Regions from separate parts of the Homo sapiens genome. Here region 1 is linked to region 2. Evidence: chromatin loops called from intact Hi-C (ENCODE). Cell type or tissue: Calu3. All regions are shown on one strand. Each heading gives the region's core, and the rest is flanking DNA. Links, peaks and the distances in the headings are about the cores only.

Region 1 (7,368 bases), core at 1,152-6,151, 260 kb after region 2:
TACAAAGCTGAGAAAGGAAACACTCAACTACTTTGGAAAATTTTGATTTAATAGTGCCCTTTTTAGTGAAAAGAATAAATGATAATGAAATTGAGTTCCTCACAACGTAGGGATGTATCTATTCTAATACTTAAAAATCAAAGATGGAAATATTCATTAGCTAGGCACTAGAGCAGGATGATGGAAACTGTGGTCATCATACCAGGCACTTCAGAATAACCAGGGCTCTTGTTAACACGCACATTCCCAGCCTTGGCCCAGACCTCTGGGACCAGAATCCTGGGAGGGGGCCTAGAGTTCTGCATTTAACCTGCTACCCAGGGGACGCTAATGCCCACCAAAGTTTGAGGATCACTGCGTTAGAGGACGCACAGCCAAAAGAACAGATGCATCCTCTACGTCATTATAAACAAAGAGTACTGACTTCTATTTTTAGCTCTTGGTGGGAGGAAGAAGGAAGTTGTTTGAAAAGGCTAGCAGGTAGGGTTAAAACTAGCAAGTTAGGAGAAATACCTAATGTAGATGACGGGTTGATGGGTGCAGCAAACCACCATGGCAAATGTATACCTAAGTAACAAAACTGCATGTTCTGCACATGTACCCTAGAACTTAAGTATAATAATAAAACTAGCAAGTTAAAAGCCTGTAAGCTTTTTTTCCTTTGATTTCTAAGGAAACAGAAAAAGAATATCCCTCTGTTTAGGAACTCCAGGTCAAGAGGAATAGCTCAACCTACAGATCCAACAGCTTCCCCGCAAGCCAGCAGCATAGAAGGCCTTCCAATCTCTGCAGCCCAAACTGCCAAATGGTCCGGCCTCCCTCCCAACAGCCCTGGAGTAAAAGTCCTTCCCATCAGGAAGGGATCATGGTTAGTCACTCCTTTCTTACCATTTTCTTCCATTTCATCCTGCGATTCTGATACCAGGTCTTCACCTGCAGCTGAGTGAGTCCCAGAGACTGAGCCAAGTCCAACCTAGAAGGCACAAGATACAAAGGAAAGGTGAGCAGAATGGGAGGCAGCAGGAGAGATGGGATCCTGCTGGCAGGCTCCAGACAGGCTCCAGCACTGGCTACCAAGGCTCGGACCTCCCCCATTAAACGAGGTCTTCCCCAAAGCGCTTTTCTTTCCTTCCAAGAATCCAACAGAGGAAACTCTGGGAAGCTGAGAAACAGATGCCCATGCCTGAGGACACCTGGGCCAGTCCCCATCCTGAAACATTCACGGTCTGCAAGGGACCTGAGAAGGATGCCTGGGGCTTCTCATCACACAGTCCTTTTCCTGGCTTGACAAGAGCATTCACTCTGACCCTCTGGCCCATCGTCCAGACTGGAAACAAAAGGCAAAGCCAGATGTTGCTGATGGGAATCCACTCATCATTCCAGACCCAGCCCCGGTCCCACCTCCGGCAGGTGATTCTCCTGGCTCCCACAGCTCGTCTCCTCTGCACCCTCCCACAGGCCAGCAGTCACCCAGATGGTCCCACGTTTCCTGCTGTTCTCTGATCACTCCAACTGTGTTATTTCTGCCTCCCTAACTCAGTAGCCAGGGCAGCGTATACCTTCCACTTCTTTTCTACCCATGAAAGTGCCCATCACACTGCTAAATCCAGAACCGGTGCTCAAAAAATACTTCTTAATGGATTGATTCAATCGCTGTAGCTGTCCTAAATTGTTATAACAATTAAAATGTTATAAATAAATAAATATTATAAAGATTCCAAAAGAAACATTAAATCCACAGCCCTTCCTGTTTTCCATTCTACTGCTAATCATGGTGCTGTACTTCTCTGTAGTCTTCTGAAAAGTCCTAAAAGTCAAAGCCATTTCTGGGGCTAAATCTAACACACCCACCATTTCCTGAGCACCACGGCATCCCAGGGTACATGCTAAGCCCCTGACATGCTGTCTTATCTATCCCATTCACAACGCAGTGAAGCAGTGTAATTGTTCCCATTTTACAGATAAGAGAGTTGAGGCTTGGAGAGATTAGACTCTCTCAGCAACTGTGGCCAAATCCTGTCTGCTACCTGGTTGTGTAAATAAAGTTTTATTGTAACAGGCCAGGCACAGTGGCTCATGCCTGTAATCCCAGCACTTTGGGAGGCCGAGGCGGGTGGATCACCTGAGGTCAGAAGTTGGAGACCAGCCTGGCCAACATGGTGAGACCCCCATCTCTACTAAAAATACAAAAATTAACTGGGTGTGGTGGCAGGTACCTGTAATCCCAGCTACGAAGGAGGCTGAGGCAAGAGAAGTGCTTGAACCTGGGAGGCGGAGGTTGCAGTGAGCCGAGATGGCGCCACGGCACTGCAGCCTAGGCAATGGAGTGAGACATTGTCAAAATAAATAAATAAATAAAAATAAATTACTTCTGTGCTACAATATCAGAATTGGGTAGTTGTCACAGACCATATGGCCCACAAAATGTAAAGTATTTACTGTCTGGCTCTGCCCAGAAAACCTTTACCGACCTCTGGCAGATGATCGTAGAGTTAAGAAGTGGGGCAGGATTCAAACCCACGATGTCTGACCTGTACACCAGCTCCTGCATTGGGGCTCACACCCACTCACAATATATCTGCACAAGTTGAACCTGTCAAAGGGGATCGCAGGGATGCTTCATCCCAGGAAGCAGCAAACAACCGGGTGGGACAAGTAGAATGAGAAAGGGAAGTCTGCAGTCAGACTTCCAACATCAGTCCTTGAGACAACAACCATTGACCTAATAGGATAAGAACCCCAGGTCTACCTCAGCACCAACTGGAGAGCCACCTCCTTAAGCCAACATAAGCTGCCTCACTGCCACGCCAGCCCTGCTCAGCAAAGCAGTGTGGACTTCGAATGCAGCAGCTTGGGACAATCACCCCTGACAGAGCTTGGGCAGCAACCCCCACTTTTTGAAAGGCCCTAGGTTTCTGAGGATTGCCGTCTGTGAATCTCGGGCCCACAGTCAGTCTCACTTGCCTGCTCCATGGGGAGTCTCAGGTGTGGGTTTTCAGCTGCAGCTCTCCACCTGGGGAGATCTAACTATCAGGGAGGCCCACAGGGACCGGCCCTGATGATCTCAGGTGCAGCTGCCCAGTTGCCCTGCTCTGACCAGGCTGCATAATTTAAAGCCCCAATAATACACAGAGTCTTCCTTCAGGGGACCCTGGAAGTGGTCTTAAATCAGTACTCACATCCCTCTGGTCATCCCTGTAGAAGAGCTACTAGAAGCTGGCAGTTTTATTGAAAGTGATTAACAGGCTAAAGCCAATAAATTCCCAGTGCCAACAGCACTTGGCTCTTCCCACAAATGAAGCACTGCTTCCCAAGCAGTCGCTCATTGAGAACCAAGAACCCAGGGGGCCACCCCACAGACTTCTGGTCTCCCAGGCCTCCCTGGAGACGGGTCCTCCATGGTTCTGGCTGGCGGTGCCTTCCCGAGCCCAGTTCACCTGAGGCCATCAGGTGCATTAGTCAATGGAAGGCTCAGTTCACAGCTCTGCAACTGCATTAGCAAACAGTGTTAGCTCACTTGGGAAAAATGCAGCCCTGACTCACTCTGGCTACAGAAACATGCTTCACTGTCATCAGCTTTCTCTCATTACCTGCCACCGTTACAAATTCTCACTTCCCTGCATATTCGCTTAAATGGGGTCACCTAGGAAACTGGAGAAACAAACACAGAGGAGGAGGGTGAGAGCTGTGGGAGGAGGGAGTGCTCATGGCCCTGGTCACGTAGGGAGGCGAGGAACATCTGAGAGGGCAGGTGAAGATGGCAGCTTCCATGCCAGCCAATGGTGTCCTCCCAGATAAGTGAATCAATCCTGTGTAGGTGACCTGAGAGATGCCTGGGCAGGTATCAGGGAGCCCCAGGAGGTTTAAGAAGAACTAATATTTCTGAAAAAAAAAATTCTCTGACTTCTGAAAAATCAGCCTAATATGTTAGTCATGCACGCTGAAGCCCGTCTGACATACCACCGTGCTACCATAGACAAAGGTGCCCACTCCACTGGGTGCACAAGTTCATGAGGCTCTCAATTATATGCTAGGGAAGTGGAAACAGCCATGTCATACCTGGAGAGCCCATCTACTAACCTCCGGTTCACAGACCTGTCTCCATCATCTGCCCAAAGACACTCCAAATGCACAGGTCTAGAACAGAACTCAACCTTTCCCCACCTAAGTCTACTCTGTCCTCTGTCTTCCTACTTCAGTTCATGGCGTCCCTATCCACCTGCTGGCCCAGTCCAGAAACCACAGAATTCTCAACTCCCTTCTTGCTTCCTTCCGCAATGTTGATTCTGCCAATTCTCTCTTCAAGATTGTCCTCTTCTCACACATGGACACAGGGAGGGGAACCTCACACACCAGGGCCTGTTTGGGGGTGGGGAGGATAGGGGAGGGATGGCATTAGGAGAAATACCTAATGTAGATGATGGGTTGATGGGTGCAGTAAACCACCATGGCACGTGTATACCTATGTAACAAACCTGCACGTTCTGCACATGTATCCCAGAACTTGAAGTATAATAATAAAAAAAAAATTGTCCTCCTCTCTATTCCTGCCTCTCTGTTCCCACTGCCACCCTTTAATTCAAGTCTTCGTGATGATCACTGGATTCTCTCCTAACTGGTCCCTGCTCCGTCTCTGGCCTCTCTCATCCATCATTTATGGTGCCACCAGAGAGACAGTTCTAAAATGTAAGTCTGATCATGTCACCTCCAGCTCATAAAGGCAGTGCCAACTGCTTAAACAACCAAGTTCACATTTCAGCCAGGCATACGAGGTCCACCATTTGCCTGTTCACACCTTAAGCTGGAGATGTCCTGGCTACTTGCAGTTTCCTCCACATACCCGGCGAGACACGCTTCTTTGCCTTGTGTGTGCCAACCCCTCAGTGCGGGACTTCCTGTCCCTCCTGGAATCAAAGCTCTTCTTAAATGTTACCTCCTCTGAGAAGCCTCCCCTAACCCCATCTCCCACGCTCAGCAATATCCTGTGTTCCTACTGCACTCAGCAATGCACAGGCACCAGCGCCTGGCTTGCTGCGTCTTTGTTCCTGTAGTCGTTCCTTCCCCATGATCCCTTTCTGTCACAACAGGACTCTCTCGACTGCTTTCTGGACCCGTAATCCCTGCCACAGTGCCCCAGTGGCACCCAGAAGGCCCTTACCAAACAGCTGACGGTGCCTCATTAACAGAATCAGAAGCTAAATTCCCTTTTAGTCGGTGATATGCAGACTCCTCTGTCACTTAAATTTGTATCAAAGAGCTACTACACAGCTTAAGAGATTCATTTGAGGTTCCTTCCTTTACTTTTTGATAGGACTGGTGTCCAACCTGGTATGTCCAAGGCAGCAGGCAAAAGAAGAGGAAGAAGGACCTGAGAAATCTCCCCAATAAATAGGATCACACATTATTAGCTCAGCCATCTCCAGAGTCAGTCTGAAAGAACAAGATGAGACACTGAGATACACACTTTTTTTTTTTTTTTTTTTTTTGAGACTGAGTCTCGCTCTGTTGCCCAGGCTGGAGTGTAGTGGCATGATTTTGGCTCACTGCAACCTCCACCTCCTGGGTTCAAGCAATTCTCTGTCTCAGCCTCCCAAGTAGCTGGGATTACAAGTACCTGCCACTACACCCAGCTAATTTTTGTATTTTTAGTAGAGACGCGGTTTCACCATCTTGGCCAGGCTGGTCCTGAACTCCTGACCTCGTGATCCACCTGCCTCGGCCTCCCAAAGTGCTGGGATTACAGGCGTGAGCCAACACACCCGGCTATTTTTTTTTTTTTTTTAAGGAGACAGGGTCTCGCCTAGAGTGCAGCGATGCAATCTGATGCAATCATACCTCACTGCAGTCTCAAAGTCCTGGGTTCAAGTGATCCTCCCATCTTAGCCTCTTGAGTGGCTGGGACTACAGGTGCATGCCATCACACCTGGCTCATATTTTAATTTTTGTAGAGACGGGGTCTCACAACGTTGCCCAGGCTGCTCTCAAACTCCTAGCCTCAAACGATCCTACTGCCTCAGTCTCCCAAACTGCTGAGATTACAGGTGTGGGCCACAATACCCGGCCCAGACACACACTCTGGCATATGTTTCAGTTAAAATAGTAAATTAAAGAAAAGGAGGTGAGGCATTGAGGCCTCCAAGAAAGCAAGGGTCACAGCCTCCCCAACATGGATCTCAGAGGGGTTCAAAGAAGGGGCTCTCAGCCAGGTCCTCCTGGGTCTCAGTCAAATGGTTCTGACTTGACATCCAGCAAATTCACTAACATGTCTGACCTCCTCAACTGGATCCCTCCAGTCCTTCCCAAGCAATAGCCAGGCCAGCAAACTGAGTCAGTGGGGAATCAGCTGGAGGCTGTGGAGAAGATTGAGAAGATCATGAATCCCAATTCCAAATCTAGTCCTGCTGCCTCCAATCCTAAGAGTGAGTGGCTTAAAAACCAAGCCTGTTTCCCAGCTGACCGCCTGAGCAACCATTTGCTAAACTGGACCTTGTTTATGATACTGAAATAGTTAAGTTCAAATATGGAGATAAAGTGGTGAGTTAAGTTTAGCCGCAGGCAGGCTCCAGGGACCGTGTGGTGGATTCATGTGGGCTGGGTTCTGTTAACCAAGGTTGAGATGATTTGAGCCAAGGAGTGGACTCCGCCATAGTGTCCTGCCTCACTGTACCAGTGCTGTGGCTCCACGGCCCACAATGGGAGCAAGTCTCCCGTTCCCAGGGGCCTTCACTGCGGAGAGTCCCTTCCCTGCGTCCTCACCTGTCTGGGGTTGACAAATACTTCTGCTTCTGGAATTTCTTCTCCAGGCCCATGAGCTGCAGCTCGGTGAAGATGGTGCGACTCCGGCGGGGCTTCTTCTGTCGGGGCGTGGGCTGTTCCGTCTCTGACTCGCTGCTGGCTAGGGCCTCGCCCCCTGGGGCCTCAGCAGAGACCGCCTCGGTGACCTGGTGGCAGGACAGTGCCTGGGCGATTCCCGGGGTGGCAGGGACCAGGTGGGAGATGACAGTGGGCTGGCGGGTGATCACCGAGAGGAGCGGATATGCCCGCAGGGAAGGGGAGCCTGGAAAACAAGCAGGGAGGCAGGTCACCACAGGGAACGGTGTGGGGAAGCAGGCCAGGACCTGCGGAGGGCCGCTGGCTGAGGTCTGTCTGACAGGGAGGGCCCTGCTCTTAAGGAGGTACAGATGGAGGAAGGGGAAGGAGAGGTAACTCAAGACCTACAGCTGCAGGGCAGGCACAGAGGTCTGCTCTGCTCTGTGTGGGAAGATGAAGCCCACGGCCCAGAAGAGGTTCCTGCAAGTCCTCTGGTTTTAAGCAGATCTTTCCCCTCTCTCCCTTCGGAATCCCTAAATTCTTGGTCCATGGGACCAG
Region 2 (7,368 bases), core at 1,223-6,222:
GGGTTGGGACTGAGCTGCCCAATGCAGTTGTGCAAGCCCACGTCAGTTGCATTGGTCTTTGGACCTGTTTTTCTACCTGCAAAGTGACCATTAAGGATCTGTCCTAGCTCTGACATTGTAGAATGCTATCCTCAAACTACCTTAAGAGGCCAGAGGGAGGGATGCAAGTCAGGGAATTGGAATTCAGGCTGTTTCCAAGGTAGGCACAGGATGGTGCCTCTGAAGATGGTTGCAGAGCAAGAGGACCATGTAGCGGGGCAGCAATCAGTGCTCATATCGACCTCGTGCTCCCCAGTTTGCAATCGTTGTCTACATTCACCATCTTACGTAATCCCTACAACAACCTTATGAGGGAGACATTTTTTCAGATGAGATCCTGAGGCTGGAAGAGATTAAGTGATGCCACTCAGAAGTGGCAGAAGGAGCCGGGCGGGACTCAGACATGAGCCCCTGATGGTGCTTGTCCTCTGAACCTACCGGCTAGCTACATGGCTCTCCCAGGAGGGACAATTCCAAGTGCTGACTGGTGCAGACCCTTGCGTATTCTCATGAGCGTCTCCTGGGCTGCTCCTGCTGACAACCCCCTCTCCTCCCTTCTGTAAGACTTTTTGCAGCCACACAAGTTCTTGGAATATTTACTGAAGAGCAAACATGATTACCACCCTACATGGCTTAAATTTTAATATGAGAAAACAATAGTAGGCAAACTAGTCATCCACTGAACTTTGTCATTAGAATAATCTCTAAAGGGCACTGAATAGGGAGGGCAAGTCAGGCACTGGGGTGGGGATAACCAGGCTGGTTTAATCTAGGAAGCTTCCTGGAGGAGGTGGTATGATTGAGTTGTGATTTCAAAGAGGTAAAATGTCGTAGTTGAGGCTGCAGGAACCAAGACATCTGGAAATCTTCCCTCCCCCACCGCCCCTCCCCATTTTGCTTCCTGTGGATCTGATAGTCCTGCTTAGGCAAACTGAGGCACAAGTTCAGTGGCAAAAGCCAGAAAGAGATCCCAGGACATGTGATGTCCCTAGTCAGAGGCCTGGAGAGAGATGGTGCTGCTTCTCCACCCCATCATTAATCTTGTTCAACCTCTTTTGCAAAATAGGAGTCTCAGCAACTAGGGAGGAGGTGTTGTGAGAATGAGCATTTGCAAACTCCTCAAACGTGCTGGAAGAAAGAGGCAGTGCTTGTGTGAAGCTCCCTGGAGTTGTCTGCCACATGGCTGTGCACTCCCATTCATGTCCTGAACCTGGAGGCTGGGCATGACTGCCCAGTGTCACTGACATATGCCAAGGAACATCAGGAGGGGCGTGTTTCAGCAGGGTGGTGGACTAGGGCCAAATACCTCCATATTACAATGCAATAGATGATTGAAGACCAATTAATTTTTTACAACAGGAGAAATAGCTAAAAGATTAGCAAGCATTAATTATTTATTGAATTGCTGCCTGTGCAAAAAAAAAAACCCAAAAAAACGAAAAAACAAAAAGCAGGGTTGGGGGGTGGGGAAGTGCCCTGTATGGGGAAATTAATCTTTCCACTACTTTAATTTCAGCTCTTGGTTGCTATCTGCCTTTGCTTGTAGGTCACGCAGATCATCTCCTGGCAGTGGGTGAGATCATTTGGAAAGGAGGCATAACTTTGACAGTCTCTTTCAGGGTAGTCAACCAACTGGTGAGAAATCCAGAGGTTTCCATCTTTGTATCTTTCAATCTTTCTAGCCCCTGCACAGAAAAAGCAGGCTCTGGAGTTCAATCCCCTTCCCAGGTCTGCAGTTCTGACCTCCAAAAGAGGAAGATTTAGACAAACAACTGTGAGTCTCAGCTGAGCCTGGGCAGCCAGCAAGCCCTGGGCACGTGGACTCAAAGCAGCAGCAGGGAGGAACCTGGGGGTTCCTCTTTTGAGCAAGGATAAACCTGCTAGTCAGTCTGTCCTGGGATAAGTTGTGAAGAATTCATTTATTCATTCATGCACTCACTCATTCACTTGCTAAATCATGCATTCAGTATTTATTTTTTTTTTGAGATGGAGTTTCACTCTTGTCTTCCAGGCTGGAGTACAGTGGCACAATCTCGGCTCACTGCAACCTCCGCCTCCTGGGTTCAAGTGATTCTCCTGCCTCAGCCTCCCAAGTAGCTGGGATTACAAGCATGCACGACCATGCCTGGCTAATTTTTTTGTATTTTTGGTAGAGATGGGGTTTCTCCATGTTGGCCAGTCTGGTCTCGAACTCCTGGCTTCAAGTGATCTGCTCTCCTCAGCCTCCCAAAGTGCTGGGATTACAGGCGTAAGCCATTGCACCCGGCCTCATTCAGTATTTATCCAAGTGCCTCTATGTGCCATCTACAATATTGTTACAAATAAGACCACCCAGCTCAGGTCAGGGTTTCTAAAACATCCTCTTTCATGAGAAGAATAGCTGAGACATGTGTAGGCTGACCAGTGAGCTGGGTCTTTGTCCTTGGCTGGTCCGTGCTTGGGGAGTGAGGATTGCAGAAGAAGAGGCAGGAGAAGCTGATGCTTGGCTTCTGTTCCCCTTTACCTTATTTCTCCTTCACCCTCTTTTCTCCCCACCTCTCCTTTGCGCCCCAAGTTCTTTCTCCTAAATATCTCTGAAATCCGTCCTCCCACTCCAGCCCCCCGCCACATCCTGCTCAGGGCCTGCCTTGTCTCTTGCTTGGACCAAGGCAACAGCATCCCACAGAGCCTCCTGACTGAGGCTCTTCCCCTCCTCTCCTCTCTCTATAATGCCGTCAGAGAATCCTGTTGGAAAAAAACCCCTGGGGAGTCAAGCATTCTGCTTACAATCCTTTCGCCACCCCACAACTTATCCCTTGCTTGATATTCCAACCCCCTTGGGAACCTTTCTTCCATCCCTTCTGGCACCCCAGGCCAGCTCCTGCGCTGGCTCCAACGGTGTACGTGCCACCCTTAGGTCCCCACAGTAAGCTCTGCACATTTCCACTCTGGCTTCTTGTACCTCTTCACATGAGGTGCCCTGCCTGGGAGCCCTGTTCATCCCTGCCTGGAATTTTTACTTTCCTCTAAGACTGTTCCAAGTCACCTCCTCCAAGGAGCCTTCCCTGACCAGCTAAAACATAGTCATGGATATTTTGTCATGTGCCCTAATAAAGCTTCCTTAAACATGACTTTCACTCTACACATGAATTTCACTGTACTGTGATTATTACTTTGTGTCCCCCAATTTGACTTTGAACCCTGCATGGGCAGAGATAGAATTTTATTTATCTCTGTGTCCTCAGCCCCTAAATAGGGCCCAACATTCATTGATCCACTTTCTCCTTCATTCTTGTTGACTTGATTCTCTGCCTGGACTGTGTTAATCGCCAGGGGATACAAACAATGACAGGGTGCACCCACAGCCTCATGGACATGACAGAGGACCAAATGTGGGATTGGAGAGTGGTGTGACGAGAGCCAGGATCGCAGGGAGCCTGGGGAGCCCCGGGCCATTCTGGTGGGGCAGGAGGCTGAGCTCCTCCTGGGGCACCAGGCCCTCCATGCCACACACCTGCAGAGCTCTGGGCAGGCACTTGGCTGAAAGCATTATCCTTCCTTTCAGAGGGAAGTTTCAGCAGGGCAAGGCCTGTATTGCTGATCTCTGCTGTTTACAGAGATCTCAGTCTCTCCTGGGGCTGAGGGGCATTGGTGCAGTGGAGCTGCGACCTGAGCCGGGTCCTGGCTCTTAGGTAGAGTCCTGAGACTTTCATACGTCCTTTCCACACAGGGGGTCTCACGCACAGACCTTATCCTGGAGGGTCACGGCTTTTTTCACAGAGATGGACGTTGAGAGATAAGCGCCCCAGGAACTACACAATTACAGTTGGGAGAAATATGGTGAAGAAAAACACCGGGGCCAGGACATCTTGTGTGACAAGGAGGCCTCCCAGGAGAGTGAATCGATGTGACAATGTGTCCTTCAAGCCTGGGTCCAACTCCCATGTGGGGAGTGGCTGCCTTGGTTCCCAAGCCGATCATCCTGCAGGCAACCCCTCTGACCACAAGGGGGCCTGCTGGAGCCTGGCCTGGCCCAGCCCTTCCCGCCCAGAAACACCTCCCGGTCTGGTCCCTGCTGTTGGTGACTCAAGGAGCCAACACCTGTCTCCAGAGGTCAAGGCCACCTTGAGGGTATAGGGTGCCCGGGCACTCCACACACGGGGCGTGGAGGGAGTCTCCCGGCCGGGCCAGCCCCGGCTTCCTCTCAGTGGAACCTCTGCTGCGTGGGAGCCCTCGCGGGCTGGCTGGACCGACCCAGCCTCTGCCCCTGGCTTCCGCTTCTACCCCACTTCGCTTCTTTCCCCCAGGGTTGCCAGAGAGCTGCTGCCAGTTTTCCCAGCACATTGCTCACAGGAAATTAGGGTCTAAAGGTGCAAGGTGAGAGAGAAAAGCCATACATGGAATAACTGAAACTACTGGGGGCTGCATTTCCAGCTCCACTCGCCCTGTGCGAAAGCACTGAGACCCCACCTTCCTCGCAGGCTCCTGCGACCGCCCTCTCCAGTGCTGAGGGTGCAGTTCCACCACGGGCCATGAGGGGCTGCTTGCCCGGAGCTCCTGGAGGGGGCCCGCGGGCCTGGCTCAGCTGGAAGAGGACAGAACACAGCAGGTTCCATCCGAAGCTTTACCTGTTGGCAGAGTGGGTGGTGTGTGCTTTGAGAAACATGGAGCAGGCTCAACAGAACCAAAGTCTCTTCCTCTCCAAGATTCAATCATACCTAAAGCTCTGCTGCTGGAAACTCATCAGCCAGGCTGTGTCCTCTCTGCAAGGCACTCTTTACAAACCGCTATAGAGGCTGCCTTTCTTTGCTGCTTTGCAGCGTAGGAAGTGCTTCTGGTACACACCTGATGGTCTCCCCGTGACACTTCTGGAGGGTAGGCATTCATGAGATGATTTTCTTTTGGCTGATGAGGGACTCGAGGACTGGCACCCAATTCCAGGTTGCCCACTTCTCTGTTTGATGTCCACTCCGTTACGTGGTGGCCAGTACCACTCAGGCGCGTAGATGTGAATGAATCTGCCTGATGACTGGACTCCATGGCAGCAAAGCAGGGCAGCCCGGCAGTGTTAGGGAAGTGGTGAGTAATCCCTCAGGGGAAGGGAGAGCCAAGGCTCTGAAGATGGGATGCCCACAGAGGAAGGAACCCCAGGCACGAGGGCAGACTTCCCTGCGTGCCAGGCAGAGCCTGCATTCTTGGGGGTGTGTGTGTGTGAGTTTTCACTCCTGTTAGTTCTTGGAGTTGACAACCAGCAATCACGTTTTGAATGGCCTCCTGGCCACGGACAGTGAACTGTGGGGTGTGTGTTCAGCGCTCTGTGCTGTTGCTGTTGTGGGAACAACACCCAGAGCTCCATCGGGCCAGGATGTCCAGCTCTGTCTCTCTCAGCTACAGAGACCAGGAGCTGTTTTCTGCTCACTTGGCACCTCTCTGAACTGTGACGCCACCTCCTGGCCGGGACTGGCTCCCCCCTGGGCTGTAGGGTGTTTCTATGACCTCTTATGCAGGATTGGGAGTAGATGCTGCTCTCAGTTCCTGCCGTGGAGGTCAGCGTGACCAAGCTCCGGGCCAGGCACTGCAGCCTTGCTGTGGCAGCTCAGCATAGACGCACCTCCGCGTGGGCAGCTGTGCTGGGTGCTGTTAAATCTCCTGCATGATCTCTGCCCTGCCCTCCAGGAGTTTCCAATGTCAAGCGTCTTAGTTAGATTATTGTTCCTCCCTGGGCCTCTCTCCCTCTGACTACAGTTGCTATTTATTATCACAATAAGGTCGTGTGATTCTCTTTATTTGGGGTGGGGATAAGAATACTGAACCAGAGCGGGGTCATATACTTAAATGGAGCCCCATACCTGCCACTAATTGGCTATGTGTTCTTGGGCGAGTTATGTGGCCTCCCTGAGTCTCAGCTTTCTCATCTGTGAAATGGGGAAGATAACACTACTCCTAAAGATTGTTCTGAGGCTGTAGTGAGAAAATGCATGCGAAAGCATTTTGAGAGCCACAGAAAGCAGTGGGAGCGAGGGGAGATGCTACTATTCTTAGTGAGGAGGCAAGCAGAATGGCCCAGGGGACTGATCGGCTGTCCCCCCCTTTTCTCCACTGTCCCTTTCCAGCACCTCCTCCCAGGGCCCTTGACACATGCCCATTCTGTGTCCCAAGTGGGCCTGCTCTCCATGCTGTGAAGTTTTTTTTTTTTTTTTTTTTTTTTTTGGAGACGGAGTCTTGCTCTGTTGCCCAGGCTGGAGTGCAGTGGCGCAACCTCGGCTCACTGCAAGCTCCGCCTCCCGGGTTCACGCCATTCTCCTGCCTCAGCCTCTCGAGAAGCTGGGACTACAGGCGCCCCCCACCACACCCGGCTAATTTTTTTATATTTTTAGTGGAGACGGGATTTCACCGTGTTAGCCAGGATGGTCTCGATCTCCTGACCTCGTGATCCACCTGCCTTGGCCTCCGAAAGTGCTGGGATTACAGGCGTGAGCCACCGCGCCTGGCCTTACACTGTGAACTTTCTTTCTCTTCCCTTCCCCTTCCCCTTCCTCTTCCCCTTCCCCTTCCCCTTTCCTTCCCCTTCCCTTCCCTTTCCCCTCCCCCTTCCCTTCCCTCTTCCCCTTCCCTTCCCTCTTTCTTTCTCTTTCTTTCTTTCTCTCTTTCTTTCAGTGGAGTCTCGCTCTGTTGCCAGGCTGTGTAGTGCAGTGGCGTGATCTCGTCTCACTGCAACCTCCGCCTCCTGGGTTCAAGAGATTCTCCTGCCTCAGCCTCCTGAGTAGCTGGGGCTACAGGCATGCGCCCCCACGCCCAGCTAATTTTTGTTTTGTACTTTTAGTAGAGACGGGGTTTCACCATGTTGGCCAGGATGGTCTCGATCACCTGACCTTGTGATCTACCTGCCTCGGCCTCCCAAAGTGCTGGGATTACAGGCGTGAGCCACTGCACCTGGCCGTGACCTTTCTTTTATCCCTCTTCTCCCTTAAAACATACCCATTCTCTGCTTCAGTCCTTGTGCCTTGGATCATTCATTCTTGTAATAAGTGCTTATTGGGAGCCTGGTGTGTTAGAAAGAGCATGGAGTTGAATCTTTGGCCTTATCCCCTCTAGCCGTGTGACTCCAGGCAAGTCCCTTGCATTTTCTGCGCGTCAGTTTCCTAAAATTCAAAACGGGTACAACATCTTCACTGCAGGACTGCTGGGAGCATGGTGAGGGGTGATGTACGTAAAAACCAAGGCGCAGTGCTCAATAATTGTAGCTCTCTCCCCGAGGCTGCTTGCTGCCGATCAGAGAAACTTACCAGACTTGCTATATTGTCCGTGCAAAGACCAAAACAACAACAGCAACAACAACAATTTTAATTG

The links. Peaks named below come from ENCODE experiments on the same cell type or tissue, not always from the same donor. Only the 100,000 strongest peaks of a DNase experiment are listed, where the experiment ranks them.
Region 1: it touches region 2 in a loop (2.4-fold over the local background); 2 of 110 quality-filtered maps call a loop at or near these places.

The regions. Positions count from the first base shown.
Region 1 is chr11:129,436,440-129,443,807 of GRCh38, reverse strand. BARX2 (BARX homeobox 2) reads right to left here. Exons shown (of 4, transcript NM_003658.5): 2 at 6,757-7,057; 3 at 889-973. Among named protein-coding and RNA genes, the nearest start is that of BARX2, 64 kb to the right of the region's middle. RefSeq lists an enhancer at 2,624-3,148. In Calu3, for the core only: no CTCF peak of the experiment used is centred there; a DNase peak (open chromatin) is centred at 3,557.
Region 2 is chr11:129,692,900-129,700,267 of GRCh38, reverse strand. No RefSeq gene overlaps it. Among named protein-coding and RNA genes, the nearest start is that of LINC01395, 79 kb to the right of the region's middle. In Calu3, for the core only: CTCF peaks have their summits at 3,986 (motif pointing right) and 5,501 (motif pointing left); DNase peaks (open chromatin) are centred at 4,047, 4,557 and 5,457.